Linked DNA regions of Homo sapiens: region 2 is linked to region 1. A link is a loop called in an ENCODE intact Hi-C map of the cell type or tissue named here. Cell type or tissue: B cell. All regions are shown on one strand. Links, peaks and the distances in the headings refer to the core of each region. The heading gives the core; the rest is flanking DNA. Region 1 overlaps CTIF (cap binding complex dependent translation initiation factor). Region 2 overlaps CTIF (cap binding complex dependent translation initiation factor).

Evidence for each region. Peaks named below come from ENCODE experiments on the same cell type or tissue, not always from the same donor. Only the 100,000 strongest peaks of a DNase experiment are listed, where the experiment ranks them.
Region 2: a loop joins it to region 1, with 14 times the contacts of the local background. A loop is called at or near these places in 5 of 110 quality-filtered maps.

The regions. Positions count from the first base shown.
Region 1 is chr18:48,861,273-48,877,185 of GRCh38, forward strand. It overlaps CTIF (cap binding complex dependent translation initiation factor), which reads left to right. Exons shown (of 12, transcript NM_014772.3): 12 at 1-1,945. Among named protein-coding and RNA genes, the nearest start is that of CTIF-AS1, 27 kb to the left of the region's middle. RefSeq lists enhancers at 1,096-1,647, 7,417-7,526, 12,107-12,401. In B cell, for the core only: no CTCF peak of the experiment used is centred there; a DNase peak (open chromatin) is centred at 7,859; H3K27ac peaks cover 1,424 bases.
Region 2 is chr18:48,794,476-48,810,388 of GRCh38, forward strand. All of the region lies in intron 9 of CTIF (cap binding complex dependent translation initiation factor), which reads left to right. LOC105372106 (a long non-coding RNA gene) reads right to left here and starts at 3,428. Exons shown (of 4, transcript XR_007066463.1): 1 at 3,349-3,428; 2 at 3,090-3,278; 3 at 186-373. RefSeq lists an enhancer at 6,818-7,257. In B cell, for the core only: no CTCF peak of the experiment used is centred there; DNase peaks (open chromatin) are centred at 6,888 and 7,071.

The DNA of each region.
Region 1 (15,913 bases), core at 3,806-11,805:
CACAAGTTTACCTGAAACAGGTCAGTGGTCTCTCCCAAGAAGCGCACGCCACCTCTGGTCCCTGGCCCTGAACCCTGCCTTCTTCCTCCCTCCACGGTTTCTTCCCAGACTTTCTCAAGCTCCTCCTCACTGCCCTTCCTCCCCAGCCCAGCCTGGGAACACAGATGCCCCGCGGGTAGGAGGCCTCGAGGGAGGAGCCGGGCTGATGCGGGGCTGCTCAGGGCAGGCCCCAGGGCGAGCTTGCCATCGTGGCCAGGCAGCCTCCACCTGTGCTTCAGTGGCCCCTGCCCCCCTGAAGCATGTGGGGTTTGTCCGCTAGGAGGAGGCAAGGCCCCCGAAGAGAGGAGAGACCTGGGAGTGGGAGCTCAGGTCAGGGAGGAGGCAGGGGAGTGGGGTCTCCCAGACCCAACGGTGAGCTCAGAGCAAGCTTCACGCAGGACGCTCCGAAACACTGTGTGGAGGGGGCTGTGTTGTGGGCACCTTGGGGCCTGATTCTCCTTCCTCCGAACGGGCTCCTTGATGGCCTGGCCACAGGGGCAGCTCCCCATTGGCTGTTAGGACCAGAGTGTGAAGAAGAAGTGAAATATAAATATGTATACATATATAAATATATTTTTAATTACATGTCGTGTCACGGTGGCTCCAGACATACTGTTTGCCTAGTTTATTCCACTGCTTGAAAGCGCTTCCTAGCCAATCTGAACAACAACACTTTAAGCTGTTTTTCTAAATGCAGGTTGCTGCTCCTTTTTCAGATATGGAAGGAAAACGTTAAGACTATTTTTTTTTTAAAGAAACAACAGTCAAGCCTAAAATTTGAGACCCCGAGGCAGCTTCCCGAGGGAGACTGCTCAGACAGGAACTGCAGGACAGAAGTGGATGCCCCACAGACCCTGGCCCCCTCCCCAAGTCCATCCCCTCTCTGTGGCATGAGGAAGGCCGCGTCCGAGTTGACCTCTGAATGTATGTGATGAGAGGCAGAGCTGGATATTGCATTTCTAAGGCTTGCATTGCTTTCCCCTCGCCCGCGGTTCTTGGCGCATGGAAGAGGCGGTCCAGCCATCTGATGTTGATCCTGTCTCAGTCTCCCCACTGCCTGTCAGGATGAGTTAGTCATTGTTTTTCTCCGAGGCGGCCTGCTTGCCACAGCCCTGCTCCCCAAGGCCTGGTGGCTTTGCCGAAGCTCTGGGACCGCAGCCCCAGCGAGGCCCCCAACCTCACCCAGACGAGGCCAGGAGCCCCGCCACCCTCCACGGGATGTGCACCCTCAGACCCCATTCTCTCTGTTCGTCCTTCCTTGACCAGTCTGTAAACCTTCACTGTTTGGGGATCGTCCTGTCCATCCATGTAAATGTAAATGTTGGCCGAGTCGGTATTTATTCTGATTGATTTTTATTTTATTCTATTATTTTCTCCGAGGGATGAGGGTGGGGGGTGTGGGAAGGGTACCACAGATCAGGCCGGGGCAGCTGTAGGGGCGGGGGCCCAGACAGCCAGGCCGCCACCAGAGCAGCCCCATGGGGTGCCCCAGACGCGGGCCTCCAAGAAGCCAAGTCCCAGTCTGTTTTCTGGCATCAGACACCGGCCCGTGTTCCTTGTCAGACAGACAGACTCTCAGGCCTGCCTGGGGAGTCGTGTCCCTCAGCTGCAGGGCACTGTGTTGGGAAACCATTGGCTGGGCCTTTGAGGACACAGATCAGAAGAAAGAAAGACAACTTTCCTCTGCGCGGAACACTCACACGGAAGGGCTGGCCGCCTCCCTGAGCCGGCTGGGAGTGGACGACAGGACCTACCTCCCCAGAGCAAGGGCCTGGGGCTTCCCGCCAAAGCTGCCGCGGAACCCCGCTAGTGCGACCACCCTCCCTCCGTCGGTATGTCCTGCTTTCCAGCTGAACCCAAACTACAAGTGGGTTTAAAAAAATAAACACCACCACCAAAAACAAAATGCCCAGAGTCTGTGCTCTTTGTGTGTTCAGCAAAAGAAACCTTTTCCCCAAGCTCATGTGCCTCAGCTATACTAGCAGGGCCTCCAGGAGCTGGCCCAGGAGATGAGCTGAGGGGAAGATTCTTGCAAGAAGTTGGTCCAGGAGACCATGGGTGAAGGAGACTTACTTACATCCCCCAAAACTGGGAACTAACTATGACCTATCCAAAGTGACCTGGACCTGTCCAGGATCAAGCCAGTCCTGGACAAAATGGCTTTTGCACTAAAGGTTTGGTTTAACCAACCCCCCCCAAACCTACCCCTTCCCTGGAAATGTCACTGTGGCATTTGGCAATGAGTCATTTCAAGAGGGCTGAGATTTGGGCCCAGTGGCTTTCAAAAGTCAACAGCGAGTGGCTGTCCAGTCCCAGTTGGTCAAATGAGTCTTTCATCAACGAGTCCCCAAAGGGCCCAGTGATTTCTTTTCCTGTGATGACATGTCTCTTGTTTTGCACAATCTTGTCTATGGCAAGGCACTGGGGACACTGTTTCCTGGTAACGCTCCCCTTTCCTTGGGGATTCTTTCTGGCTAGAACTTGCTGGTCCTTCAGCTCCTTGCAGGGGTCGCACCAGAGCACCAACTCCCTTCCTCCTTCCCTGGCCTGGCTACAATGGCGGCCAGGGCCTCCCAGGAGCCGGGTGAAGGCATGTTGAGATTCGGGCCTTGCCCTTCACTGAGTCACACACCCACCATGACACTGACAGGGACAGCCAGAAGTCCACAGACTGGGTAGAGAGAGAGAACATTTTAATTAAACAACTGAGGTATGTGGCGGGCCAATTTTTTTTTTTTTTTTTTTTTTTTTTTTTTTGAGATGATGATGGACTCTCGCTCTGTCACTCAGCCTGGAGTGCAATGGCACGATCTCAGCTCATTGCAACCTCTGCTTCCCAGGTTCAAGCAATTTTCCTGCCTCAGCCTCCCAAGTAGCTGGGATTACAGGCACACACCACCACGCCTGGCTAATTTTTTTTGTATTTTAGTAGAGGTGGGGTTTCACCATGTTGCCCAGGCCGGTCTTGAACTCCTGAGCTCAGGCAATCTGCCTGCCTTGGCCTCCGAAAGTGCTGGGATTACAGGCATGAACCACCGCTTCCAGTCCTAATTTTTGTATTTTTAGTAGAGACAAGTTTTCGCCATGTTGGCCAGGCTAGTCTCAAACTCCTGACCTCAAGTGATCCACCCACCTCGGCCTCCCAGGGTGTTGGGATTACAGGCGTGAGCCACCGTGCCAGGCCCAAATTTATTTTTATAAAAATGCAAAGCAGTAGAAGCAGACATTGGAGGTCAAGATCAAAGGTAGGGCGACGATGAGGAACAGAGAGCCTTATCACACCCTGCAAAAGAGAAAGGAGATTTTCCTGGATGGGCTAGTCCTGCTTCCAGAAGGCCCTAAGTTACTGAATACTACGAGACACAGCATCGAAATAATACATGTTTCAATCCTGATTTCACCACCATCTTTCTGCTTGTAGGCATTCTCTTGTCATTTTAGAGTGTTTGTTTACATTTGTACTGGGATGCTCACAGCGTAACTTATAAGGGCCTTTTAAGGACCAAGGCAAAGATGATGATAGCAGAAAAATAAAGGGTTGAGCAGTTGAAATGGGAAAGAAGTGGTCCTGCCTTACTGATCTCCCTCATTCCTGCAGTTCCGCAGCGGCTTCCTTACACGGTCTCAGCTGGTCCCGTGAAGTAGGCAGGTGAGTGTTTTCGATTCCCATTTTATAGATGCGCCAAAGGCTGATCACCAGAAGAGCCAAGGCGAGGGTGAGCCCAGAAAGTGAGTGGGTCCTTCAGACTCCTCATCCCTGCAGCGCCCCAGGGAGCCAGCCAGTCACACCAGCCAGACAAAAGGAGCAGCCAGCTGCCCCCGGGACTCGGCAGGCTGCGGGCAGGCCACGTGGGCTTCCCGCTTCATTGGTGGAAACTAGGACCATGATGAAATACCTCAGATCAGGAGATTTCAGTGGAGTGGGCAGAAGGAGCGATGGTGCAGAATTTGGTGCCGTTCTATAAAAGGACCCATTATCATATGTGCAGTGTGTGTTGCTGGATCCCAGTTTCCCCCAGGCCAGTGAGGGGGACCCTGATAGGGGGACATATCAAGCATCAGGGTCAATACCCGAATTGCCTGGGAACATTTTCAAACTACATACTAAAACAGCACACACATACACACCAATATTTTCAGAATTTGGGCCTTGGGGAGCCCCTCTTCTTACTGGTACATGTGTGCTATGCCTTGGATGGGTGCAAGAGAAAAGATGGTTGAGAGCCGCCATCCATCACTCCTGGAACACAGTACGATGATGGCCATGGAGAGCTGTCATAAGTAGTGCAGAATTATTGTCTGGGGACAGCAGGCCATGCTGCTGTGCTCTTTTGCAATCTCAGGGTCTGCCATCTTGGCTGAAACAACACTGGCTGGCACATCTGCAACATGGGGCAGGGGCTCTGGCAAGTTGCTTGAATGTGGAACAGAATCCATACCATGGACTCGGGCTGCATTCTCACTCCTATGGGCCTTAGGTACTTTTGCCTTCATAGGCCCCTTCTTCCATTTAAAAAAAAAATGGAAATATTATGACTACATTGGTAATAGAGACAAATATATTATTTTTATTAAAACATTTTCTCCCACCTAGAAGTTCATTTTTTTACCCCTGATTTTAAAAAAATTAAAACACTTTGTGGGCCCCTAAAAAACATTTTGTGGGCTCCTGTCTTAGTCCATTCAGGCATCTGTAACAAAGTACCATAGACTTGGTGGCTTATGAACAACAGACATTTATTTCTTAAAATACTAGAAGTTGGATGTCCCAAATCAGGGTGCCAGCATAGTCATGGTCTGGTGAGGGCCTACTTCCCAGTGGCTAATTTATTGGATCTTCATGGCAGAAAGAGAGTAAGAGACTTTGCTGGGGTCTCCCTTATAAGGGCACTAACCCCATTGATAAGGGCTCCATCCCTCTGACCTCCTCACCTCCCAAAGGCACCTCCTAATACCATCATATTGGGGATTAGGATTTCAACATATGCATTTAGGGGACACAAAAACATGCCATCCATAGCAGCACCCTTTGTATATGCCTAACAGGTGTATTGGCCCTACCTGAGTGTCATCTGAGCTGGGAGTCCCACCTTTCTCTGCTGCCCACCTGATCTCTGGGTGACTCAGGGCTGGGGAGGGGGAGTGGTTCAAAAGCAGTCTTCCAAGGAAGCAGTTGGCCCGTGCTGGAAGCAGATGCAGTAGCTGCCTCTGCCCTGGACTGGCTGCCAGCCAGACAGCTCCAAGCGCCAGCCAGAGCAGCTGTGTTTGCCGCGCTAAGGAGGCTGGCCCCTGAGAGCCCGATTCATCACACAGCACTTTCTCCCCTCTGCAGCCCTTTAGCACACATTATCTGGTTACGGTCTCACCAGAGCCCCGTGAAAGAAGTAAATACAATGCTTATATCCATTTCAAATCTGGGGAAACTGAGGCTTACAGAGCCATCCCATAGGTTTGAATGGGGCTTTATAGTCTTTAAATATATGACTATGTTCGATCCTTACGACAGCGCTGCCAGGTGACATGTTTTTGACACCATTGTAAAGAAGGGAGACAGGCTCACAGAAGCAGAGTAACAATCCCATGTCATGGGACCTGTAGGCACAAAGACCAGGCCTCGAATTGCTGCCTTCTTAGTCCTAAGATGGGACTGGTGGGTGGGTATGGGGACCAGGCTGAGGACCCAGGCCACCTTTGTGCCTGAGTCCCCTGATCCAGGCCTGTGGAGTGCAGGTCTGTGCTTCCTGCTCAGTGTCCCATAATTCTAACTGGTCTCCATCTTCAGCCTCCCCATTCACTGGGCATCCCCTGGCTCCCAGGCAGAGTCCTGAGTCTCCTGCAACCCATGGGGGCATCCATTCCATGGGTGGAATCAGTCCCAGGTGACAGATTAAGTCTTACAATATGGCCAGGCCAGGCACAGTGGCTCAAGCCTGTAATCCCAGCACGTCGTGAAGCTGAGGCAGGAGGATCACTTGAGCCCAGGAGTTTGAGACCAGCCTGAGCAACATGACAAGACCCCATCTCTACAAAAAAATATATATATTTTTAACTAGCTGGTCGTGATGGCACACACCTGTAGTCCCAGCTACTCAGGGGGCTGAGGCAGGAGGATCACTCGAGCCCAGGAAATCAAGGCTGCAGTGAGCTGTGGTCGCACCACTGCACTCCAGGCTGGGTGACAGAGCAAGACCTGTCTCTAAAAAAAAATAATAAATAATATGGCCAGGAGGCCAGGCATGGTGGCTCACGCCTGTAATCCCAACACTTTGGGAGGCCAAGGTGGGTGGATCACTTGAGGTCAGTAGTTCAAGACCAGCCTGGCCAACATGGTGAAACCCCATCTCTACAAAAATACAAAAAAATTAGCCGGGCATGGTGGCGCAGCCTGTAATCCCAGCTACTCGAGAGGCTGAGACAGGAGAATCGCTTAAACCCAGGAGGCAGAGATTGCAGTGAGCCAAGACCGTGCCATTGCACTCCACCCTGGGTGACAGAGCGAGACTTAATCTCAAATAATAATAATAATAATAATAATAATAATAATAATAATAATAATAATAATAATATGGCCAGGATCCCACAGCTGACCTGAAGCAGAGATGGTTCAAGGGTGATGCTCTGTCTCCTAGTCTCATCACCTGTGCCCACGTCTTTCAAGTGAACCCCTACTTGGGTCCCACCTTGTGCTGGGGGTGCTATAAGGAAATAAGCAAAGGAGACAATGCCTTAACCACCTTGGCATGGTCAGTCTCCTGGGAGCTGGAATTTCCAGACAACAGACAACCTCTCATAGGCCTAGCCCAACTCTGGGTAGGTCCTGGTGCAGGGTCCCTGCCTGTGGCATCTGCTGTGCTACAGAGAGCCAACACCTGGCCCAGGCCTTCCAATGGGGACCATTCAGGGCTTGACGAAGCTTCACTTTCCAGCCCCAGAGAGGAAGGACCACCATTCCCCTCCCTTCCCAGAACAAATCAGGTGAAACCCAAATACCCACCTAGGCCAAAAGAAGAAAACTTCCAGTGGGAACCAAGACAGGCTAGCAAGGTGAAAAGAGACTTATTCTATAGCATTTCCCCCAAATAACAAAAGTGTGATTAAAGCAGGTGAGAAGCCAATTTTAACAACACTTGTATGCATACACAGACCCTTGCAATTCTGCACACTCTAAAATCTTACTTTTTGTGGCTTAGAATGTTTCAGCACTCAGTGGAGTTTCTGCAGCCAGCAGTCACACCTACAGAGTTTCAAATCCGTGTAAACGCTGTGTCAGCCTAACCACCAGTGTGATTCTGTGTCATTCGGGGGCAAATGTTGATGTTTCTTGGGTAAGTGAAAGATCATGCAGAGAGCTTCCGGAAGACCATCCTTAGGAGCTGAACTGAAAGAAGGCCTCTCAGAGGGGCCACAGCCTCCTTCTCCCTGTGCTAGAGACAAGTCCCTAATAGCCATCTATGCTCAATGGGACTCAATGTGTCTCGGGAGCCTGGAAGCCTTTTTCTGCCCCATTCCTGACATCATGCCACCTACACATCAGACACAAGGCACCCGGCCCACTCCATCACCTCCAGTTCCCAGAAATGTGCAGGGAGCTCAGGTCAGGGCTCTTGAATCTCCTGCTGACCCAGCAGAACATACGACACAAAGGCATCTCAAAGGCAAACAAAATGGGTGGGAGGGAGGCTCATGGCCCAGGCGCGTCATCAGTGCAGTCCTGTTCAGCCAGGGCAAGGCTCAGCCGGGTGCAGCTTAGAGGAAAAGGAGAAGTGCTGAGGCTGAGCAGGTGGGGAGGGACTGTAACTCATGAGGTGTGTCGCCAGATTGGAAAGGGGGCTCAGGGTCCGTGTTGCCTAGCTACTGCCATGTCACTGTGTGACTAACAAGCCCCAAATCTCAGGAACTGCAACACAGAGGTTCACTGTTCCTGATCACAGGTCTGCAGATGGGCTGTCTCTGATCCACACCATGGCCTCCCTTTCTGGTGAGAAGGGGCAGAGCTCAGCATGCAGTGAGTCACAGAAGTTAGAAAGCACGTGCCTCTGTCTACTGCCACCTCTTTCAGGAAGCTCTCCCTGACTGCTCCCTAGTCAGGGTTACAGATCACCCCTCGGGGCTCCCACAGCTGCCAGGGATGTTCTGCCACAGTCCTGCTCCCTGGGCATGGCCATTGGTGTGTAGATGGCAGATGCCTGCTGAGGATGAGCGTGACTTCGTCCCCTCTGTCTCCCCAGCACTAAGCCAGGGCCTGGCCCCAGCAGGTGCCCCATAAGCATGTGGGGGATGAAGGGAATGGTCCAGGTACTAAGGGACTGAGGGGCTTGGGGAGGGAAGAGCCAGCTGTGCCTGGAGCCACATACTCGAGGCAGGGCACTCAGGGCCAGGGAGGAATACAGGGTGGGGCACGGGCAGGGCCTTCCAGTGGGGAGGGCTGGGGGTCCTCAGGGGCCTGATGTCTCACTGTCTAGAGAGGCCTGGAGGTGGGTGGGGAGTGCTCTGTGGTCATGGGTGCCAGAGTCTTAGCCAGTGCGGAGGGCACCTTCGTGCCAGTTAGGAGGTGCCCTTCCTCCAGGTGCCCAGCCCTGCCCCAGAACCCTGGGAGCTGCCTCAGACCCACAGCTGGGCACCCTTGTGTAGGACACAACCTGGGCGCTGCATGTGAGACTCTCTGGGTGTGGAGTGTGACTGTGTTGTGTGGGGGTGCGGGATGTGGTATATACGCACACACGCAGGGAGCGGGGTATGTGTGGTTGGAGAGGGTTGCGTTGTGTGTTGTGTGGGGTGCGGGATGTGGTATATACGCACACACGCAGGGAGCGAGGTATGTGTGGTTGGAGAGGGTTGCGTTGTGTGTTGTGTGGGGTGCGGGATGTAGTATATACGCACACATGCAGGGAGTGGGGTATGTGTGGTTGGAGAGGGTTGCGTTGTGTGTTGTGTGGGGGTGGGGGATGTGGTATATACGCACACGTGCAGGGAGCGGGGTATGTGTGGTTGGAGAGGGTTGCGTTGTGTGTTGTGTGGGGTGCGGGATGTGGTATATACGCACACATGCAGGGAGCGGGGTATGTGTGGTTGGAGAGGGTTGCGTTGTGTGTTGTGTGGGGTGCGGGATGTGGTATATACGCACACGTGCAGGGAGCGGGGTATGTGTGGTTGGAGAGGGTTGTGTTGTGTGTTGTGTGGGGGTGGGGGATGTGGTATATACGCACGCACGCAGGGAGCGGGGTATGTGTGGTTGGAGAGGGTTGCGTTGTGTGTACATGGTGTGAGAATGGAGAATTAGTGTGGTATGCGTGTGGTGTATGTGTGTGTGCTGTGTGTGGGTGTGTGTGATGTGGGGTGTGTGAATTTGTGCTGCACTTTGCAAGCCTCCCAGGCTGGGTGGCCTCTGTGCAGGGAGAGCTGGGAGGCCTAGCTGTGAGGGTGCCACGTCCTAGAGCCAGAAACACAGGTGTCTCAGTGGCCAAGCCTTCGCCTGCCCCTGGGAGTGGGGCCGGCACGGGGTCTGCAATGGCAGAGAACGGGCTGAAGGTCCTCAGTGGGCAGGCACAGCTGGCCTCCCCTCACGAAGGCCCTTCCTTCCAGAACTCTGGACTATCCCTTAGTTAGGGAGGGAACGGTCTGGACAGACTGAGCCGAGGAAAATATTCCTGGTCAAGGGATGCCCTCAGCTTGAGGCGCCTGGTCGGAGGCTCAGAAGAGATCTGGGGGAGATGCCGGGTCCACACAAGGATGATGTTCTGGAAACCGGAACTGCCCAACGGTGGAGGAGGCCGCTTCCTAAGGGAGCAAAGCCCCACACCCTATGCCCTTGATGAGTTCCAGCAACACTGCGGCCCCCTCAGCCATGGTGTTGGAGGAATCTCCCCTTCACGGTGCAGGGCATGGGTCAGAACACGACCCCACAGACCCCTCACCCTCCTGGGTTCTATAGAAGCAGTGGGGATGCCGGGGCCACCTCCTTCCATCAATTGCACCTGCTGCCCCTCCCCAGAAGTTCCTCCATCGCTTTTCCCCAGTGGCCCCTCCAAATACTCCAGGATACCAGGATGTGGAAGGCACTTTAAAGCCACCCTCTCGTTTTACAGATGAAGACCCTGCGGCCCTTACAGGGAAGGGACTCGCCCAAGGTCACAGAGGTACAGCTAACACCACGGGCACGCCTCGAACCAGGCACCCACCTAAGCGCCCTCATCTCCTCACGCCACGCCCGAGGTGGGACCTTCTCCATCTTACACAGGGGAGGACTTGGCCTGGGGTTGAGAGAGGCCAACATGGCCCAGGTCACAGCACTAGAAAGACGGCAGGATTCTCACAGGGTCCCCTCTGCTGCCAAGGCCCTGCTGCTGACCCTGACGCACACACTCGGTGTCCCCCACACAGCGATGAATCAGATACGTCCACAGAGAGAGGTAGGAAGAGGTTTAGTGAGGCCAGGCAGCTCACTCGGCTTCTTTGAGCCTCGGTTCATCTGCTGAAAATGGGAATGCACAATCCCATCTTGCTAGACTGTTTGGAGAAACAGTGCATGAGCTTTGAGTCCTCCACAAATTACGGCTCTCTTCCCTCTTAACCACGAGACTCGCCCGCCTTGCTGGGTCTGTCTGCTGCTGATTCTCTTGGGCAGTGGGCGTGCAGTAAAGCCTATCTGCTCTCCCGCTAGGACCCACTGGGACTGGGGTCAGTGGACAGGTGTTGGTGTGGGGTTTGGCTGAACTTCTAAGCACTTTTGAAGCTGAGACTTAGGTTGCTGGCCTCACCATCCTCAGTGAAGCACTAACAAATGAGCCAAAGAGTCACCCACCAAACGCCCCACTAAGCACCCATCAGCTGACCCTGAACACCTGCTGGGTGCAAGACAGAGCTGAGCCCTGCCCTGGGAGATACAGAAGGAAGACACACCTGCCCTACCCTCAAGCCGAGTGTTGCCACTCTAATTGAAGATTTAAGGCCAGTCGCTGTCCAGGTGAATGCCACAGTCCCTTCCTGTGTTCCCAGTGGGGAACCTGGCAGGCGGCGGAGAGGGCGGCATGTAAAGAAAAGCCCACAATGAGGTGTTCTGCTGACCACACACAGCTGCACCTTCTGGTGATGGAGTCGTTAATACCTGGAGAGGGGGCCACCCAGCGAGGCAGTGGCGTAGGGACCCAGTCTCCTGGTGGGGAGCTGACCCAGCACACGAGGTCGGCCTCAGGGTGGGCTGCCAGTGTGCAAACAAGTGCTGCCTGGGGTCAGGCAGACAACGGTCAAAGTCAGAGTCTCTTTATCAGAAGAAGACAGGAAGAATTAAGGGAGACATCTTCCTGCAGCATGCAGAATGGATTAAAGGGGAGAGGAACGGTGAGGAACAGCAGGAAAACCAGTTAATTGGCCAGGTGGGAGGCACCTCCATGGGGGAGGAAAACTAAAGAGGGTTCTGCGGGCTCTGATGTTCAGCCAAGGCCAGCTGTCTCCATCGCGGGCGCCTGGCATGGTGCAGAATGAGGCGTGACACAGACCTTCATTTTCTGTAGCTGTAATCTACCTCTTTAAATAGCAAAACTTTTTATTTTCATTTTTTGGTAGCAATCTTTCCCCGGGGGATCCTCCACATCCCAAATTTCTCAGAAGTCAGCGTGTGTTGACTTCCTTGGTGACTCAGGTCCTTCTGACAAGGCTAATGAGTAGACTAGACTGCAACACGGGGTTAGCCTCAGGATTGTCAAGGTAGACCCCGTCTGCCTTGCTTTTTTAATTACTGGATCTGCATTTTACAATTGTTCTCCCTTCTCTGTCATCATAAAATTCTTCTTACTACTATCAGTATACCTGTTGTGGCCTGAGAAACTAGACCACCAAACTTACCCAAACTATTTGCCGAGTAAGAGGAAATAGGCCCTGAGTGAGGGCCTGAGGGGCATTTTCATACCAAAAAGCATGAGCTTTCCTGCATGAATGGGGGTTCGAAGCCACCCATTGATCTGCTCAGAAACCATCTTTGCCTGCTTTCTCATCCCCGGTGACTTTCAAAAGTATGGGACCTGCCAGATAAGAAATGTTTTGCTGACCTAGAATTAAAGTTGTGCTAGTCCCTGGGGTCCTCCTGAGGGGCCCCTGAGGTTGGCTGGGGTTGGGGATGGGACTTATTCTAGTTTTCCAGGGAGGAAGGCTGAGCCTCAGAGGATCAGAATGGGCCAAGATCAGACAGTGAGTCAGGGTGAGTCATGCGGCCTCGAGGCCACACCACACGTCCCAGCATCAGAGCTGGGCAGAAGGGAACTGGAGGCCCCTGCTCTCAGGGAAAGGGCACTGGATTGAGAGTCGGCAGAGAATTCTAGTCCTGCTTCCACCCCAACCAGCTAGGTGCTCATGAAAGTGTTCTTTGGGCCTCAGTTCCCCCATCTGTAAAAGAAGGATGGGTATGTTAGATTTTAAGGTGGGTTCTCTGTGATTTATTTATTTATTTATTTATTTATTTATTTATTTATTTATTTTGAGACGGAGTTTCGCTCTTGTTGCCCAGGCTAGAGTACAATGGCGAGGTCTCAGCTCACTGCAACCTCCACCTCCCAGGTTCAAGCAATTCTCCTGCCTCAGCCTCCCAAGTAGCTGGGATTACAGGCACGTGCCACCACACTCAGGTAATTTTTGTATTTTCAGTACAGACGGGGTTTCACCATGTTGGCCAGGCTGGTCTCAAACTCTTGACCTCATGTGATCCGCCTGCCTCGGCCTCCCAAAGTGCTGGGATTATAGGTGTGAGCCACCGCGCCTGGCCTTCTCTGTAATTCTTGAGTTGTCTTTGTTAATTAGCAGGAGAGGGAGGCAGGAACGGAGGGAGGAGAGACAGATTTTAACAGCTGTTCTGCGTGAGCCCATTTTGGCCCCCAGATTCCCTCCATCCCCTAGTCTGTTCTCCTTTATGGAGTTCACTCCCCTCTAATCCCGTTTCTACCTAGGCTAACCCACCCAGGAGAGCTTTGAAATTTCAGTGGAGTCAACCACAATTCTACAGCCTTTGAGGAAAAGGCCTAATAATGACGATAGCCTACAGATGCAAAGCTCCTCCTGGGAGCACAAGGTCTTGCACCTCTTCGTGTCCCTTGAGGTCCCATTCACAGGGACCGGCTGCAGGCCCAGGAGTGATTTGCCCGAGGGACTGGGCTGGGAGTCAAACCAACATGTGTGGACTCCAGAACTTTTGACTCTTCAGCTAGCTTTGTCTTTGGCACCTTCCATCTGTGTCCTGGGCCACATCTTCCTGGCTTCAGTTGTTTCTTTCTCTATCTGGCACTCAGGGCTCCCAAGCTGAAGGTCCTGATGCTTCAGCATGAGCCAAAGCATTCCCACCTGAGAGAGACCAGGAAGGAAGGACAAAACGAGGACCCATGGAGGACACCAGGCAGTGTGGCCCCTGCACCCACCCCACTAGCTGGACAGGCTACTCAGCATTGGTGACCCCTGCCTGCCTCCAGGTCCCTTTCCATTCTTGGTGACCCCAGGCAGAGCCCCCAAAGCCAGTATGCTCGCCAAAGCCCCATGCAGTTGGCTAGAGCCCAAGCCCTCCTTTTCTGCAGCGACTCCACCGGGCTGGGCTGGGGCTCGAGCTTGGCCACTTTCCTGGGCCGCTGCTGTATCGATTATTTTGGCTCCCTTTTTGCTGGGGATATCAATTTAGTGGGTTCCCAGGATGGCTGTGTTTTAACCTCTCACCCTGGTCTAGACTCTGTCGGCTCCCGCTGTCCCTGGGCCAGGAGGAGATGGAGGGCCCCGGGTCTCTCGGGCAAGCTCTGGAGCCGGAGGATTTCCAGGAACAGAGGCTGGGATCGCCTGGCGGCTCCACAGCCCCGCCAACCTGCCTCCCTTCAAACCGGCCGGTGAATTATTAAAGATGCAATTTCCTTTCATCTTTCCAGTAAAATCGCTCCCTGTGCCATGATCCACTGCTTTCCTGTCACTGGCCAGGCAGGGGCCTTGGCAGGACCCTCATCCACTCTATTCCCTCCCGGTGCCTGAGCCCTCCTAGGAGTCTGGACAGGACTGGCCCCTTCCTAAAAGGGTCCAGGAGTCTTAAGGTATCTGGGTGGGGCAGAGGAGACTTGGAATTGTAGAATATCGGAGCCCACCATTTCACAGCTGAAGGAAGACGAGCCCAGAGTGGGCGAACAACCAGCCCAGAGTAGCACAGCAAGCAGTTGGCAGAGCTGGACTGGAACTCAGGCCCAGTCTCCCGGGGTGGGGATACCCCTACTCCTGCACCGGAGCAACCCTGGGACTCCCAGCGCTGTCCCCTATGATGGCCCCCGAGACCCAGGCACCGGGGCGAGGACGTTGGGTCAATCTGCTGCTGGATCGATCAGTTTTCGGGGTGATTTACAGTCTTTGCCCGTTATTTACCATCTAGTCTCCATCTCTGCAGCAGCGAGTTAGCCGAATGTAAAATCACAGTGATTACTGCCCTCTTGTCAGTATTCATTGTTTCAGGTTTATCAGTTACTACTGGTGATCATCACAGAGAGGCTAGCGAGAGGGAGCCCAGTGTCATCCTGGCCAAATCGCTGGTCATGGTGCCTGAAGTTCTCCCTCTCAAAGCCTTGCTCCAAACCGGCCTTCTCCAGAAACCCCTTCCTTGAGTGGCCCCTAGAAGAGTTCAGATGCTCCACTTCCTCTTTTGCTCATCCAAGCTCCGCTGTGGCAGGGGCATTTGGAAAGCATCTGGGGTCTTCTGCAGATGTTTTGGCAGCCTTGGAGACATCGTGCCCTGTGCCCAGCCCTGGCCAGCTGCTCTGGAGGCACCACATGACCACGGTGTCTCGGTCCAGGGCTCGAGGTCTGCCCAGGGTTCCCAGCCAGAGGGAACCCAGAGGGATCCTCAGACTGCAGCTCCTTCCCAGGTTGGCTGCAGCCCCCAGGCCAGGCTGCAGGGGAAGAGCCGGCCATCAGTGCTTTTCTCCATAACAGGACAGAAAGCCGCTGCGGAGCAAAGGTGCCTCCAGGGACAGACAGGGAAAAGCTTGCGGGAGACAGCCACCCTCACTGGCCCCTCCTGTGGCGGGAACAAGCTCCACAGGCCTGCTAAGATCACCAGACCCTGACTCGAGCTGTGAGCCAGTTCATTGCCTACTGCCCACAGCTCACCGCAGCCAAGCCCAGCCTGGCCGTGACCCCTAACGCTACCCACACCAGCTTCACATCCTGACGTTTTCTGACCCCTCTCCCAAAAACCTCCTTGCTTCCCTCTGGCCTCTGAAACAGAGAACCTCCTTGCTTCTCTCTGGCCTCTGAAACAGGGTACCTCCTTGCTTCCCTCTGGCCTCTGAAACAGGAGACCTCCTTGCTTCCCTCTGGCCTCTGACACCCCCCTGTGCTTGGGTCCTTCCACCCGAGTGAGGGGCAGTACGGTATTGTGGTCAGTAGGCCAGGCTCCAAAGCCACACACCTGGCCTCCACCCCTCCCAGGCCATGTGGTGTGACTGCAGACAAGTCATTTAACCTCCCTGTGCCTCTATTTTCTCATCTGTAAAATGGGGGTGATGGCAAGAAAAGTAGTAGCCACTTCAGAGGGTCGTTGTAAATATTAAATGAGCTACTTCTGTAAACAGTTATAGAAAACGAAAACTACTCTGTAACATCAGAAAGCAGGTCAGTGGTTGCCTGAGGACAAAAGGAAGGGTCCGGATGGAGAAATTACCAAGGGTTCCGAGGAAACGTTGAGGGGCAATGGGTTTGTTCGTTATCTTATTTGTAGTGATGATTTCGTGGGTACATACATGTATCAAAACATAGCACATTGTACACTTTGGCTTTAAATATATCTCAACAGCACTGTTTATTTATTTATTTATTTTGAGATGGAGTCTTGCTCTGTTGCCTAGACTGGAGTGCAATGGCGCGATCT
Region 2 (15,913 bases), core at 3,830-11,829, 67 kb before region 1:
GGGGGAGGGGTTGCTGGGCTACGGCTGGTTCTCCCACAGATGGGGTGGCTCTGGCTGAGTAGTGGGGATTGACATTTCAGTAGCCAACTGCCTGAGGTGGGGGGTTGAAGGGAAACTTGGAATCAGAGGGAAGTTTGGGAACATTCTTCCCAGAATAGCTTTAAAAATAGGACAGCTTTACAAACCACCCAGGATGATTGAAGGCAGGTGGGATCGAAGCAGATGCCCTCTGGAGATGCCCTCTGGAGATGCTTGTCAGACTGGAACATGTGGGAACTCTGGAGGTTTTCCTGATTGTTCAGCAGATTTCAGAAGGCAGCCTCGGATCTTCCTTCCCCCAGGCCCTTTGTGTGTATTGCATTCGAGTCAGCACCTGGCAGAGAGGAGGCCCACAAGCATCTGTGGAGGGAGGGATGTGTGTGTGGATGCATGGGTGATCGGTAGGGGGTTGCATGGATAGATGGGTCAGGGTGGGTGAGTAGATGGATAGATGGATGACTATAGACTCCACATTAGCTGGCGAGAGTCCTGTGTGAGGATTCATGCAGAACATGGCAATCCTAAGTGGTTAGTTTTGCCGTAGCTTCCTGTTAAATAGATGTCACCTTCACCTTAGGAAGAAGCTATATTTTGGAAGCAGGTGGCATTACTCCTGGCTTTTTTTGATCCTTGGCTGGCAAGCTTACCTTTTACTTGAAGGATACTGTGTCAAACCATGGACTTAGTTGCCAGAGAGAGGCTCATCAGAGCATGGAGGCTGTCATTTCAAGAGCCCCCATAACTGCCATTCTCCTCTCGCTCCCTAGACCCCTTCAGAGTGCCCTACACCCTGCAGGTGGGCCTTAGCCTCTCCCCCAACCTGATTTCTCCAAGGTCACAATTTCTTGGGATTCTGATAATGCAGTTTTTGAAAAATGGGCCATCTCATGGGCTACCACAGATGCAAGCCTGTACTTCACCTTCTCATCTAACCAGGAGTATTTTAAGGGAGTCCCAGATAAAAGGAAGCCTGCAGTGAGCTCTTCCATTTAATGAAGATGCCCATTGGGGAAAAAAGTCACTTCTTAGTTTTATCTTATTCGGGTTTCTTCAAATGGCTTGCAAAGAGGCACCTGCATCCCCAGGCTCTTTCAGATGGGTAGTCCTATTTTCCCAGGAGCTCTTTAACCTGGAAAATAGAACTAGTCCTCCTTCCTCTGGTTCCCCAGAATCAAGTTCAACACTTGGGTATACTTTCTCTGTTGTCATCAGCCTGATTACTAAGAATTCTGTGTTGGGAAGAATTTCAGACTATTAGGGGAGGCCATCTCTCTTGAGGGAGGGTTTAGTGTAAGAATTTAATGTTTATAGAAAACGGCTTTTTTTCCCCCAACACAAGTCTTTGCCATCCACACCCTGGGAAAGCCGAGCCACCTGGCACCCACAGCTCTCAGCCAGGTACCATCTTTCCTGTGCTGGAAGTCACTGGAACTATAGGTCAGGACAGGGAAGAGAAGCAATCCCCAAATGCCCAGGTGTTGGTTGGTTGGTTTGTTTTTTGAGATGGAGTCTTGTCTGCCACCCAGACTGGAGTGCAATGGCATGATCTCGGCTCACTGCAACCTCCACTTCCCGGGTTAAAGTGATTCTCCTGCCTCAGCCTCCCAAGTAGCTGGGACTACAGGCATGTGCCACCATGCCCGGCTAATTTTTTAATTATTTTATTTTATTTTATTTGAGATGGAGTCTCACTCTGTCGCCCAGGCTGGAGTGCAGTGGTGTGATCTCGGCTCACCGCAAGCTCCACCTCCCGGGTTCATGCCATTCTCCTGCCTCAGCCTCCCGAGTAGCTGGGACTACAGGCGACCGTCACCATGTCCAGCTAATTTTTTTTTGTATTTTTAGTAGAAACGGGGTTTCACCATGTTAGCCAGGATGGTCTCCATATCCTGACCTCGCAATCTGCCCGCCTTGGCCTCCCAAAGTGCTGGGATTACAGGTGTGAGCCACCACACCTGGCCTGAATGCCCAGTTTTGAAGTTGGCTAACATGTCCATCATTCTGCATGTTTATGGATCAGTGAGGGCCTGTGTGCCGACAAAGGGAGCAAGCTGGAGATGGTGAGAACAGAAAGTAGCTTATCAACATGGACATGATGACAAGGAAGTGGCCATCCGAACCTCTGCCATCCCATCACACCTGCCCCCACACTCAACCCCACAGCCACCCAAGGGCAGAAGGACTTAGAACAGGCAAAGCCAGCCCACAGCTGCCCAGGGGAGAAGGACTTAGAATGCTCTTGCCTCTTTTACATGCTCACAGCTTCTGGAATATTTGTAAGTGCACTCCTACTGAAATCGCGTGGGTAGCTGATCTGAGGGACTTGTGTGACGAGAATTGTTTCCCCTATCCACACTGCTTAGTGAGTCTGGGCTGGAGATCTACAGTTTCCTTAAGACCATCCTTTATAGAGCTCAGGTCTTTTTTCTGACAGCTGGAATCACAGGTGCCCACCCCAGAGCAAAAAGGCCATGTCAGCCATCTGCAGCACTGGCCTCCCTCTGCCCAGGTCTCCAATGTACTTGTCAGAGTCCCCTGTGGACTCCAAGGCCTCCTGTGATCAGCCACCCGGTAGATGATTTCCCAGAGCACTACCCTATAGGGAATATCTAAACTATCCCTAATTTTTCTCCCTTCAAATCCAACTTGTCTCAGTCCTGTTTTTCTCATAAAAGGGCAACTTTCTGGCTGGGCACGATGGCTCACACCTGTGATCCTAACACTTTGGGAGGCCGAGGTGGGCAGATCACTTGAGGCCAGGAGTTCAAGACCAGCCTGGCCAACATGGTGAAACCCTGTCTCTACTAAAAATACAAAAATTAGCTGGGGGTGGTGGTGCGTGCCTGTAATGCCAGCTCCTTGGGAGGCTGAGGCACGAGAATCACTTGAACCCAGTGGGCGGAGGTTGCAGTGAGCCAAGATCGCACCACTGCATTCCAGCCTGGGTGATAGAGCAAGACTCCATCCAAAAAAGAAAAGGGGTGGGGGGGCAAGTTTCTGAGTTCTGATCCCTTGAACTGTGCTGGCATGAATTGTAGCTGATATTTTACCTTGTGAGTTGACTGGGGATTTGCTGGGGAGACAGAGCCTTATCCTGATGGTGCGGTGTTAATGGGCTGACCTCAGGCACTGTGGTATTCTGGGGTGGGGGGATGCTCTGAGGCAGAAAGTGCCCTTCCACGTGTTCCTCAGATTCATCCAATGAGGCCTGCACTTTTAGTCCTCCCTGGGTTTCTCTCCTGTAAAACAGGAATCAGGCAGTTAGATCTCATAGTACCTGTGTGAGGTAACAGGGAGCATCTTACTAACCTATTCTCCAGATGCAGCTCAGCAAGGCCGAGTGACTTGCCCAAGCTCTGCTGGTACTCTGCACTCTCCTTGGATGTTTGCCCAGGAAGCAGAGCCCTCGGTGGTGGGCAAAGCCAGTAGCAGGTGGAGAGAGACCCTGCCAGGCCTCTCTGCTCCTCTGACCACAGTCAGAGTGTCTCTTATCACCTGGGTAGCACTTCCTCTGCCCGCGGCAGAGCCAGCGCCACCAGGGGCAAGCAGACGGGTGAGGAGGTGCCAGACAGGATTGATAGTTCCAGCCTCCTGTCCTTTCCTTCTGCAGACCTGTGAGGGAGCTGGTGTTATTTTTATCTGGGGACACTGGCGTGGGAGGTATTTGTTAACGTCATCTGGTAAACGCAGTTGAATTATCTGTTGTCCAAGGAACCCTCAAATAAGTAGTGTTAAGCATGCTAAGCCGCTCACATTTAAAGATACAGTTAGACTCCTGGGAGAGAATTTGCTTATGCTGCTGCCATCACAACTGAAGCCCAGAGCTGTCAGTTCCAGAGCCCGGGCTTTATTTAACCCTCTTCGGTTTGGGGTTCATCACACATAAGGGCTCGTGCTTTTTTGAAAACCATGCTTCCCTATCTGTTCTCTACAAGTGGGAAAGTGCTTGCAGTCTGTGGGTTCAGTGCAGGGACAGGTTGTCTGCACTTGCTACTGAGTGTGTGTTAAGTTAGCACAGTACTGAGTTCCGAGTCCCATGAAGTAACTGTGTGGCATACCGGTGTGTGTCCTGTGCAGCCTGCAGCTTTCTAAAGGCAGTTTCGGGGTGCACCCCCACCTGCAGGCCTTACATTATAGCCCCCTCTCTTAATGCGCTCCCCAGTATTTCTCAAGTGCCTCTGGATCTTGCTGTGTCCTGAGAAGTTGTCCCATGGGTGGGAGCATTGGGCACCATTGTCACTCTCAGCAGTGGTTCTCAACCAGGAGTGATTTTGCCTCCAGCAGACACTTGGCAACGTCTGGAGATATTTTATCTGGAGCTTTCACAACTGGGGGTGAGGATAGGGGCTTCTAGTGGCATTGAGTGGGCAGATGCCTACGGTGCACAGGACAGCACCCCCCAAGAACCAATGAGCCGACCGAAAATGTCAGTAGTGCCAAGAATGAGGCAAGGCTGCTCTAATCTTGAGGCAGATGGAGCCTCCTCTCGCTGCCACCAGCGCGTGACTTGACAGGAGGTGGCTGGGTCAGCAGGGCTATGAGTGGAGAAGGTGAATGGTGCCAGCCAGCAGCCTCGGGTCACGCGGAGCAGTTCAGAAAGTCTTACTGAGCTCTGCAAGGCCAGGATCAAGCCAGATTTTAAGGGGATGATAAGCAAGGTGTGGTCTCTGGCCATAAAGACAAACCATGCAGTTTTGTAGAATACTCTCAGTTCACAAGGAGGTTGTATATCTCTTGCCTCATTCAATCTTCACAACAACTTATGGGCTTGATGGGACAAGTAGAATCAGCCCTATTTTGTGGATGACCAAACTGAGGCCCAGTGGGGTAAATAACTTGCCCAAGGTCAAAAAGCAGCCCCAGATGATGGATTTCTGGTCTTTCACTAGAGCATTTGGATCTCTGTGCTCCTCTTCCCTCTTGGGTCCTACTGGATCCCATGTTGGTGAGGAATCAGTCCTTTCTTGTATTTTTATCTGGGGACACTGGCATGGGACGTATTTGTTAACATCGTGAGTGGACACCTGAATAAGGACAGAATGAACTTCCCATCCTAGATGCCACCCTTTCTCCTGGGGAACTTCTATAATAGCCCAAAGCCAGAGTAATTTCATTTTCATGCCTTCTCTGGCCAAGCTCAGATCTAGCCAGGGACTTCCCCATTAATATAGGGGCCAGAAGCCCACCTCTCTCTGTGCACCCAGATTATTTCCTCCCTGGGGTTGCCACTGCCTTGGAGCCCCCCATCCATTTATTCAGTTAACAGATACACACTGAGGGCCTCCAGGGGCCTAGACGCAGCAGGTACATTGCCGAATAAAGCAGACAGAGTTTCTCTGCCCTTGCAGAACTTGCAATCCGAGTGGGAGAGGCAATCACTGAACGCATAAGCTTACAGGTGTGTCATTTCCAGTTATGATGGGGCCACACAGAAGAGCCAACACAACACAGTGAGGGATGTCACAAGAGTGGAGGGCCTACTTAGAGAAGGCAGAGGGCCTCTGGGAGGAGAAAACAAGTAGACCGAGACTTGAAGGAGGTGCATGTGCACCAGCTTTTCAGCAGCCGGAGGAAGAGGGTCCCCAGCTCTGGTTAGAGAAGCACCGTGGGGTGAAGGTGGGGCACCTTGGTATGCATGGTGACAGGATGGATTTTTCTTCCCCACTCTACCAGTATTTCACAGTCAGCATCCCCATCATCAGAAATATCTTGATGGCCTCCATTCACACATCAAGTCAACGTGAGTCCCCACACTGCTGTTTTATACCTGGCAGTTTTGTACTGTTTTGTACTCTCTGCCAGATACTCAAGAGAGGAAAAGAGGAATAAGATACCCAAGAGGCTTACAGTCTAGCCAAGGAAATAAAACATGCAGGCAAAACTAGGGCCAGCCGGAACATCTGCCCCCATCTCCAGCCAGCCCATCACATTCCCCACCCTCAGTCCCCTGATGTCAGTAGCCACCTACTGTTCTCCCTCCTGTCTGCAGAGATACCTTCCCTCTTGCTGACTCCAACACCCACCATACACTGGCCAAGGTGTGGGAGGTCAGCCAGGCTACCCCATAACACCTGGCATGGATAACCCCCCACACACCCATGTCCTTGGTAAGACCAAAGAAGCAGGAGGAGCAGGCATCTGCGGAGGTGCTCCCCTGGCCAGGCATTTTCATCATCACGGTGTTTAGCCGTGTTTCCCTTTTCTGGGTGGGGAACGTGAGACGGTAGAAGACCTGGGGCTTGCCCAGGTCCAAGGGCTGAGTGGGAGTCGGACCAGAGTGCCTCACCCAGGCCTGTCTGGCATTCAAACCCATTGTGCATATCTTGACACACTAGTGATTTTCATGTATTTTTAGCAGAAGAGTTGTTTTTCCAAACTCAATCTCAGGCGTGTCCTCAACCACATGAAACAGACCTGGCAAAGGGCCTCTGCCTGGGATCCAGGAGCTTTGAGTCTGCCCACTCAACTGCCCTTCACCCATCCCCACAGGTGGCCCAAGCCTCCTTGGGAACAACACAAGGGGCCCATCTAGTCTTCAGACCGGATCTCAGAACGAATGGAGAAGGTCTGAGCACTTCCTTCAGGGCCACCCCCACCCCCGGCACTGCTCAGAACAGACCTCACTGAGTCCAGTGGGGCAGAACCACACAGAATGGCACACTGTGAGAGAGGGGCCCATTCAGACAGAGCCCGGTGCAAACAGCTGCCATCCACGTCTGCAGAAATGGCAGGCACAACAGTCACTTCCTGGTCTATAACCCCATATGGTCTCCAGAGGCAGGCACAGGCCAGGATCACCATTTCACAGACGCAAACGTTGGTCTCCCCCAAGCTCCCTAGACTTTGTGTCCTTCTCTATCCTGGCTCCCTCCGCCTCCGGCTGTTCCTCAACTGTTGTCCAGTAGACATTTTGGGATACGGCTTAGATAAAGGATGTGTGCACTCCCATTGCAGCTTCCTTGAGGGATAATGCCACATAAATGTTAACATGACTTTTAAAGACCATCTGTGGCAAAGTTCAAAGTTGTGGGTGGATGTGAGCTTCAGGCCGAGTCATTCTGGAATCCCCATTATAGGTCAAATCTTTTTGTGAGCATTTCAAGGGGTTTTCTCAAATTCTATAAATAGCTTAGTAACGCCTGTGTATTCATCTATTTTTAAAGCCAGTCTTCCGGACAATTTCAGAAGTAATTGGGCCACTCATTGAAAGTAGGGTTTCAAAAGTCATTTCTTCAGCTTCCAACTGCTTCCAGAGCAGAGGGATCCCAGATGCCATTTCTGCCTAGGGTTGGGGACCCAACCTTCTTAGTAGAACCTGGTCCAGGCAGAAACCGTGGAGAAGACTCTAGGAATCTCCAAAAAGCTGGATAAGCTGAATTCTGGCCCCAGCTCCCAGTTCCTCCCACAGGAAACCTTGGATACAACATTCATCCAACTTATGCTTCAGTTTCTCACATAGCAGAATATGGGCACAGTCACCCTTTGCTGATTAGGAAGGGTTATTACACCTGTTTGCGTCACTCTGTCACCTGGGTGCAGGTCAAAGGTCTCTTTCATTTTATAGATAAGGATGCAGAGGCACGGTGACTGGCCTGACAGTCACATGGTGACTTTCCATTTTATAGATGGGGACACAGAGTCACAGCAGTTGGCCAGTCTTGCTGTCCTTTTATTTTGCGGTTGGCCTGCTCCTCAGGCTGAGGCCTCAGTGAGCACAGCCCCACTCTGTTTCCACAGAGAGCTTCATGTCATGGATAAGACCTACCACCTGTGCCCGGGCCTAGGCCTGGCAAACACCTGTCTCCAAGCCCTCGGCCTCTCTCCTGGGCAGGATGGCAGCCAGGCAGGGAATATCCGAATTCTGCAGAGACAACAACTCAGCCCTCTCCTCTGAGGACCTGGAGGGAAGTGTAAGGCAGGGGTGGGTGGCTGTCATGTCTGCATGATGACCTTTTCAAACTTGATGCCTTGGGGGGTCCAAAGAGCACCAGGCCCAGGATCAGAGACCTGGGTTCCAGCTCTGTCAACCTCAGAAGGTAGGCAGATCAAGGAGCCTCATCCTCCAGTGAGCTGCTGTGTGGGGCAGAGCCAGGAAAGCTGCAGGAAGTGCCTAGAAAGGCAGAGTGCTGTGTAGAGGTATGGCGAGACAGTGACATGAACATCAGGCAGGCGGCAGAGAAGATCAGGGCGCCAGCACGGGCACCAGCTACTAAGTGTGTAATCACTGAGGGCTGCCCTTGAGCCTGGGAACTTCAGCCCCCTCACGCCCCTTGACCTGACAAGTGGTACTAACGTCCTCCCTGAGGCTGAGTCCAGTGACACCTTGCTTTGAGGAATTCCTGCTTGTCCCACTGGTATTCTTCATCTGTCAGACAATCCAGCCTTCTCTCTCTGCTCAGGCTGAAAGGAAAACTTCCAGCCTCTTCTGAGGGCTTTTCAAGGCCACAGCCACAGCAGGTGCTGGCTCCCTTGCCTGAGAATAAGGCTTCGCGCCTGCCTAAGTGTGAGACAGAATTCCTGCTGGATCAGCCTGACTTCTCAGCTTCTCTCTGCTGCAACCCAGCGCCATCCCCCCGCCTCCCTGTCCCCTCCTACGGATCAGCAGAGCTGAGCCTACCTGACCTGATTTTGCCAATAGAAATATGCTGGGTGCTCACAGCCTGGGAAACTTGGAAATGTCTCCAGAGTGATCCAGATTTAGCTGGAAGTGGCTGATGGCTGTTCCCAGCCACAGTGTGTGCCCTTTGTCTAGAGCCAACTGCTGGGGAGAAAGCATTTCCAGCCACAGTGTCATGAACCATCAGTCACAGAGAATGTGTCTGGTAATTTTTTATTAATAATAGTTAAAGGATCGGCATTTGGGGCTTGATTTTCATGTCCATTGATTAGAGCAGATTCAAGATAATCCTCATCATATCACTCTCTCTTCATTCTTTTGGATGGGACAGAAAGGGCAGCAATCACCCAGTACATCGGGAATTTGACATGATGCTCAGGAGAGTGTCAGGCACCTGTGACAGCCACCCGATGGTCCTAGGTAAGGCCTGTGATTGCAGGGGGCAGCTGTTATTTCTGCGTGTGGTCCAGGGATCTGTCACTGAGCCCACCTGCCCCAGCTGCAGAATGACCACATGACCTGGTTCTGTCCAATCAGGGAACCCCATCACCACAGCCACAGTGATTGGGCTGAGAGATAGTCATGTGATGAGCAGGGCCAGTCAGAATCCTTCCCTGAGATTTGAGGGTTTGACATTTGGGGAGGGGGGGCTCTGTCTTCCTTTTGGCTCAAGAACCATTATGAGAGAGACCAGGTGCTGCTGACCGCCATCTTAGCCATGGCAAAGGGAGAACCTGTCTGTGGCAGCAGAAAAATCAGTCAGCATGCAAGTCAAAGCCCAGACAAGGGAGAGAGGGGAGAGAAGGGAGGACCAGCCCTGGGGTTGCTGTTTGAGCCCTGGGGACAGGCTGTGTCCTAGGGCCCACCTTCCATGTAAGACAGCCCAGGCCTGTGTGCCTCTTCAGCTAGTCTGAGATGGTTTCTGTCACTGGCATCCAAGAATCCTCAGTGTCTAGGGGCAGAGCAGAGTGAAGCAGTGGAATGGTCAGGGGTCGTTGGCCAGGGAGATCAGGGATACTTGGGGAAAGGTTCAAGTCCACCTAAAAAGGGACACACCCAAACCCAAGGAGTAGTTCAGGGCCCAGCTGGCATCAGAACTCAAGCAAACTTGTCCCAGGGCGGAGGCTGCAGCCCAGTGCCCACATGGTCCCCGTCTCCCTCCAGACAAGATGTGCAGCCACCACAGACTGTTGCCAGAGTGCAGAGTGACATGCAGGTCAGATTCTGACTGCTCCAGAGTCTAGGTGTGGCTGAGTCCTCAGGGCCAGGCCTCAGGGCTCAGCAGGACTGAGCCAAGACTGGCAGCTGTGGCCAGGACGTGGCATGATGGCCAGCTGTGAGTACAGCCCAGCAGACATGCCCCTTGGCTGGGCTGCATGTGCAGACTGCCAGGGGTCGGGGGCGGCCAGGTCCGAGGCAGGCTTTGGTGGATGGAGTAACTCAGGATACAGCTACCAGGTCTCTCTGCCGCTTATTCAGCACCTACTTTGCACCAGATACGTTGCACATGTTACTCATTTAAGCCAAGGAGGTTTGCCTGACCCAATCAGACTGATGCCAAGACCTTCCACGATGCTGCCCTAGGTGGGTGTGTGAGAGGCAGGGTCCATGGGCTGCCACCCAGGACCCGGGCAATAACCAGATCACCCCTTCCCTGCTTCTCCTCCTATCCTGACTCCAGCTCTGCTAGAAGCACTGCCCACCCAGCCTCAGTGCCCACTTCTCTGACTCTGCCCCTCACCGTCCAGTCCCCAGCATCCAGGCCCCAGTCTCATCCTCATCCCCAGGGCCTGGGAATCCATTATTTTGTCACCTAGGAGAAGCCTGTTGTACTGATGAGTTCTTTTTGTCCCAAGTCACAGGAACCAACTTGAGGTGGCTTAACATTGCTAAATCCTTTTCTGTAAGGATTCTGAGGTTTCATGGAGCCCAGAAGTCCCAGGGAAGGACAGAAGGGAACATTCAGGGTCGTCTCTCAGGCTGGGGGTAACCTGATGTGTCACAGTGTCTGTGGGTTCCATGCTGCAGGCCAGCCCTACGCTTGGGAATTCCCAGCCCTCTGCTTCACTGTTGATAGGAACAGGTGCCAAGGAAGGACTGCACTGTCTCTCTGAGCTGGAGGCTCCTGTCCTGGGCTCCTCCCAAATGATGATGACTGGGGTGAGAAAAGAGCCTTCCAGGAACTACCCAAGGCCAGGTCTAGCCATGGGGGCCAGGCCGCAGGCCCTGGGCTGTGTGATAGGAACGGAGGAGTGAGGGGGCTTCACTGGTGGGGGGGACCAAGGAGGAAAGCCTGCCGGGGGGATTGCAACTAGCCTCAGCAAAGCCCTGAGGGGAGAGTCTGACACAGGGGAGACTCGGGGTTGGGGTGGAGCTACATTGACGTCAACTGTGACCCCACCACACCACCAAAGGGCGGCTCTGCGGAATGTCGTGGCCTTACTTGAAGCAACCCTGGGAAGGGGGAAAAAAAATCCAATAAGCCAAGAAACATCACTGTATGGCAAAAATGTTACCCACAAAAGTGAAACAAATGTCATGAGACGGTGGCCTTGGAGCAGGGACTGGGACTGGCCCAGAGAAGGTGGGAAGAAAATATCAGGAGTGAACTGTCAGCCACAAATGAAAGAAAAGATGAGACAGGCATACATGCTGACTCTGTACTCTTATGTCTTAGATTAACAGCCCCCTACCCTTTGGACAGGTTGTCCTCTTAGAGAAGAGCTGTCTGACCACGTACCGTGGGATATTTATGCATCCGGTCCACACACGTTCATTGAACACCTACAACGAGCCAAGTCCCATTCCAGGGGACATGAAGATGGCTCAGAAAACAGGATTCCTGCCTTCAGGAAGCCCTTCTAGCAAAAAGTCAGGTCATCAACAGACATCAGACCTAGTGGAGGTGATCAGGGCTGGGAAGGAAGCATAGCAGAGTCGGAATGAGGAGTCCCGGGGGCTGTGGTGGAGGGGACAGCCAGGGAAGCCTCCCTAAAGAGGGAATGTGGGAGCAGGAAGGTGAAAGAAGGAAAGTTGGGGCCAAATAAAAAATAAAGCACCTTTTATTTGAAAATTAGTTTCCTCTTTTCAGTATAAAGAATTCTGTCAAATATGTTTTTTAAGCCATGCAACCAATTGCCCGGGAGAAGAATGCCTGGGATTGACTCCTGGCTGCTGGGCTCCCACAGCTCCCCATGGTCTGTCCCTCCCACATGTATCCAGCTTCTCAAGGAAAAGAAACTTCCTGCTAGCAGTAAATAAAAGTGCACTTTCTCCTCCCCACTGGAGAGATGGCAACAGCAGCCACCTCTCTGGACAGAAACAAACCAGGGTCACTGGGGGCATAGCGTTTGGATGGGCAAATTTCCCTAGGCCATTCATTTTCCAAGAGGGAGCCCGAAATGAAGGTGAGTTTGCAGCGATTGGTAGGGGCTGCCCATCTCCCTCAGGAAGTGTAAAAAATATATGCATCATAGTCCTTGTGCCTCGACTACCCCCAACCCCACCCTCCAGCAGCATCTCCCTGTGGTGGTTTGCGCTGCTGGGTGGTGTGGGGGTGTTTTTTCCCCTTTGCCTGTATACAGCTGTTTTTGGCTTGGCCACTGCGCTCCACCATGCCAGAGCTCATGTGGTTATCCCGAGTGGGAAGAATTTCCCAGAATGCCTTGAGAAACCTGAGACACTGAATGGCTTTCAGGGCTTATTGATGTGGCCGGTGCAGGAAATAGCAGTACGTCAATAAATAGTTTTAGGCAGGAAACGGGGCTTAAATGGTAGCCTTAAAGTTTGGGGAAAGGCACTAGGGGTTGCTGGGAGGTAGCCTGCCAATCAGATGAGAACCTAGAGCCAAATACCAGGCTTTGAAATGGCTGCCACCAATCTGAGGCCCCTTGCTGCTTTTGGATACAAGAGGCTGAGGTTAGGGGCAGAGCTAGAGGAATGGCTTGTTTCGGTTGGCAGAAAGGACTCCTTGTTCCAGAGGAAAAGCTGGCAACCTATAACATGTGTCAAGAGGAGACACACAGGCTGGGTTTTGGTGGCCTCTGGGCGGGGCATGTTCACACCCCAGTTCCCCACCCTTCTCGTGAGAATCACTGCTGACTGGCAGATTACCAGAAGAATTCCACTGTCCTAATGCAAAAAATCAAGGAAAAGGGTCACAACCTGCCAGTTTCTTTTAAAATAGCTGTTTTTCTGATTATAAAGAGAAACATTCACAGAGAATCAGAAATTCAGAAAGTAATGTAGAGAATAAAGGTCATCCATAATTCCGCTATTGAGAGACAACTCCTGTGAAACACTATTTCTCCTCTTTCTTTTTAAAAAAAACTCTATTCATGGATGAGATTATATGGTAAATGCAATTTCAGTTTTGCTTTTTTCATTTAACATTATATAAACATTTTCCCCATGCTATTGTAAACGTTTCATAAACTTTTTGTTGTTGTGTTTTTTTTTTTTTTTTTTGAGACAGAGTCTCGCTCTGTTGCCCAGGCTGGAGTGCAGTGGCGCAATCTCGGCTCACTGCAACTTCCACCTCCAGGTGCAAGTGATTCTCCTACCTCAGCCTCCTGAGTAGCTGGGATTATAGGTATGTGCTGCTATGCCCAGCTAATTTTTTTGTATTTTTAGTAGAGATGGGGTTTCACCATGTTGGCCAGGTTGGTCATGAGCTCCTGGCCTCAGATGATCTGCCCATCTCAGCCTCCCAAAGTGATGGGATTACAGACGTGAGCTACTGCACCTGGCCACATAAACATAATTTTTAATGGATGCATGAATCATCATTTACTTAATTGTTCCCCTGTTGTTGGGTGCTTAGGTTTTTAGATTTTTATGTGCATTAAGCTTATTTTTTCTAATATTTTAAATTGTTTCCTTATGATAATTACCAGAAGTGCAACTACCAGAGCAAACAATAAGAACTCTTAAGACTTATTTTAAGGATTTTCAGAAAAGTCATACCAATGCCCATATATAAGTGCCTGTCTCACTGCATCCTTACCAGCATTGACAATTACCATTTTAAGTTGTCCTTATATATATAGATGGGAAAAAGACGTTTTCATTCATTCAATTACTACTGATATTGAATTAAGTTGTTTTCATATATGTATTAGTAATTTACATTTTGACACAGGATTTACCTCTTAATGCCCTTTCCCCATTTGTTCATGAGGGATTTCATACTTTTATTACAAATTTGAACACACTATTTATATATTAAGACCATTGCCCTTTGTCACATTTATTGCGTGTATTTTCCTGAGCATATCAATTGTCTTTTAATATTTTGATGCATTCTTCCATTGTCTTAGTGAAGAAAGCCCCCCTCCTTCCAGAAATGTGAGAAATACTCTTTCATTCTCTTCAAATTTTTGGTCCTTTTTTTTTTTTTTTTTAACATTTGACTCTTTATTCCATCTGGAATTTATTTTAGAGCCCAGTGTGAAGTAAGATTCTAAATTATTTTCCTCCTGATACTTAGACAGCTGTCCCTGCACTGTTGCTTGAGTGAATAATGCTTCCTTTGCCACTGATTTGTGGTCCTCAAGGGATCATGTGATAAACCTTTGTGGATGCCAAATTTGTTTCTAGGCTATCTGATCTAGCTCTCCATTCGGATGTCAGCTCTACAGCCTCTTAATGAATAAAGCTTTATTAAGGATAAGTTAAGAGTAGTGTAACTCTTTCCAATGTTGTTTTGTTTTTAGTTATTTCCCTTGCTATTCTTTCAAATTACTTTTAGGATTATTTTTTCAAGTCTTCATTTCCTTTTCTCCCAAAAAAGTTCACATTGGGATATGGAGTACAGATTGATATTAAACCTGTGAATTATTTCAAAGAGAATTACCATCTTCACAATGCTGTCTTCTCAATAAGGAATTGTGTGTGTTTCTTCGCTAGTTGAAGACGTTCTCTTAAATCTTTCAGTTTTGTTAGGCAATTTTCTTTATAGAATTCTTGCATATTTCTTAATAATGTCACTTAAGTATTTTATTGCTTTATTAAATGAGCTTTGTACATTAAAATCTCACTAGTTAATTCTGTCATAAAAGAAAGCTGTTGATTTTGTGTATTAATTTTGTATCTAAATATTCTTATTAATTAGTCACTGAACTCTCTTGTTAATGATACTCTTTATTAAAGGCTTCTCTCAGATTTTCCATATATTTAATCAAATCATTTTATCTCTTCCATTCTAAGGGTCATAGGTGTTGCTGCCGTTTTTTAATCAAGCCTATTGAAGTAATACATTACATTTATAGATTTCCTGATACTAAGTCATCCATGCCTTCCTGATAAAAATCTACTTGGTTATAATGGATCTGTTTGTTAGTATTTCACTTGGGATTTTATATCTATTCACATTAGCAAGATTAACTTGTAGACTTCCTTATTTGTAACTTACTATCATGAGATTTTGTTTATAGGGAACTGGTTGGAAAGCGTCTCTTTTTCTATGTTCTGAGTCAGTTTGCAAAGGAAAGCAGTTACCTAATTTTTTGGAAGTTTGAATGAACTTACCTATAAAAATTGTAAGTTTAGAGATTTCCTTATAAAGGTAATTCTTTCATAACTTTCATTTTAGCTTATGAATTTTTAGTTTATTCTGGCTCATTTCTTTTTTAGCAAATGTTGATTTTTTTAATGAATCACCTATTTCATCATTTTTTCAAAATTATCAACATAGAGTTATAAATAATTTTATTATACTTTTTTTCTATATCATATCTGTTTTCATATCTAATTTTATTTCTGTTTCTTCTTTCTTGATTTTATATGTGATTTCCTTTCTCTATTTCCTAAGTAATTAATTTGGGGGTTTTATCTGTATTATGTCCTTATATTTCCTTAGCTATTGTTGGTTTTCTAATTGTTTTAGTTAAATGTTTAGATCAACATTGTCTGGTAGAAGTATAATGTGATCTACATATGTAATTTTAAATTTAATAATATGTGTTATAAAATTTCATAGGTAGGTAATATTTTTAAAATATGAGACATTTTACATTCTAGTTTTTATACTAAGCCTTTGAAAAGTAATATCTGTTTTACGCTTACAGCCCATATCAGTCGGGATAGCCACACTTCAAGGGCTCAATATATTGTCACATGTGGATAGTGGCTACCATATTGGATAACATTGGTTTAGATGATATATTTTCTTCCATTATTTAGTGGCCAAAATAGTTAAGACTATAAATTGACCTTTCATTATAGTTTTGACCACATCCCACAAGTTTTTATAGTTAT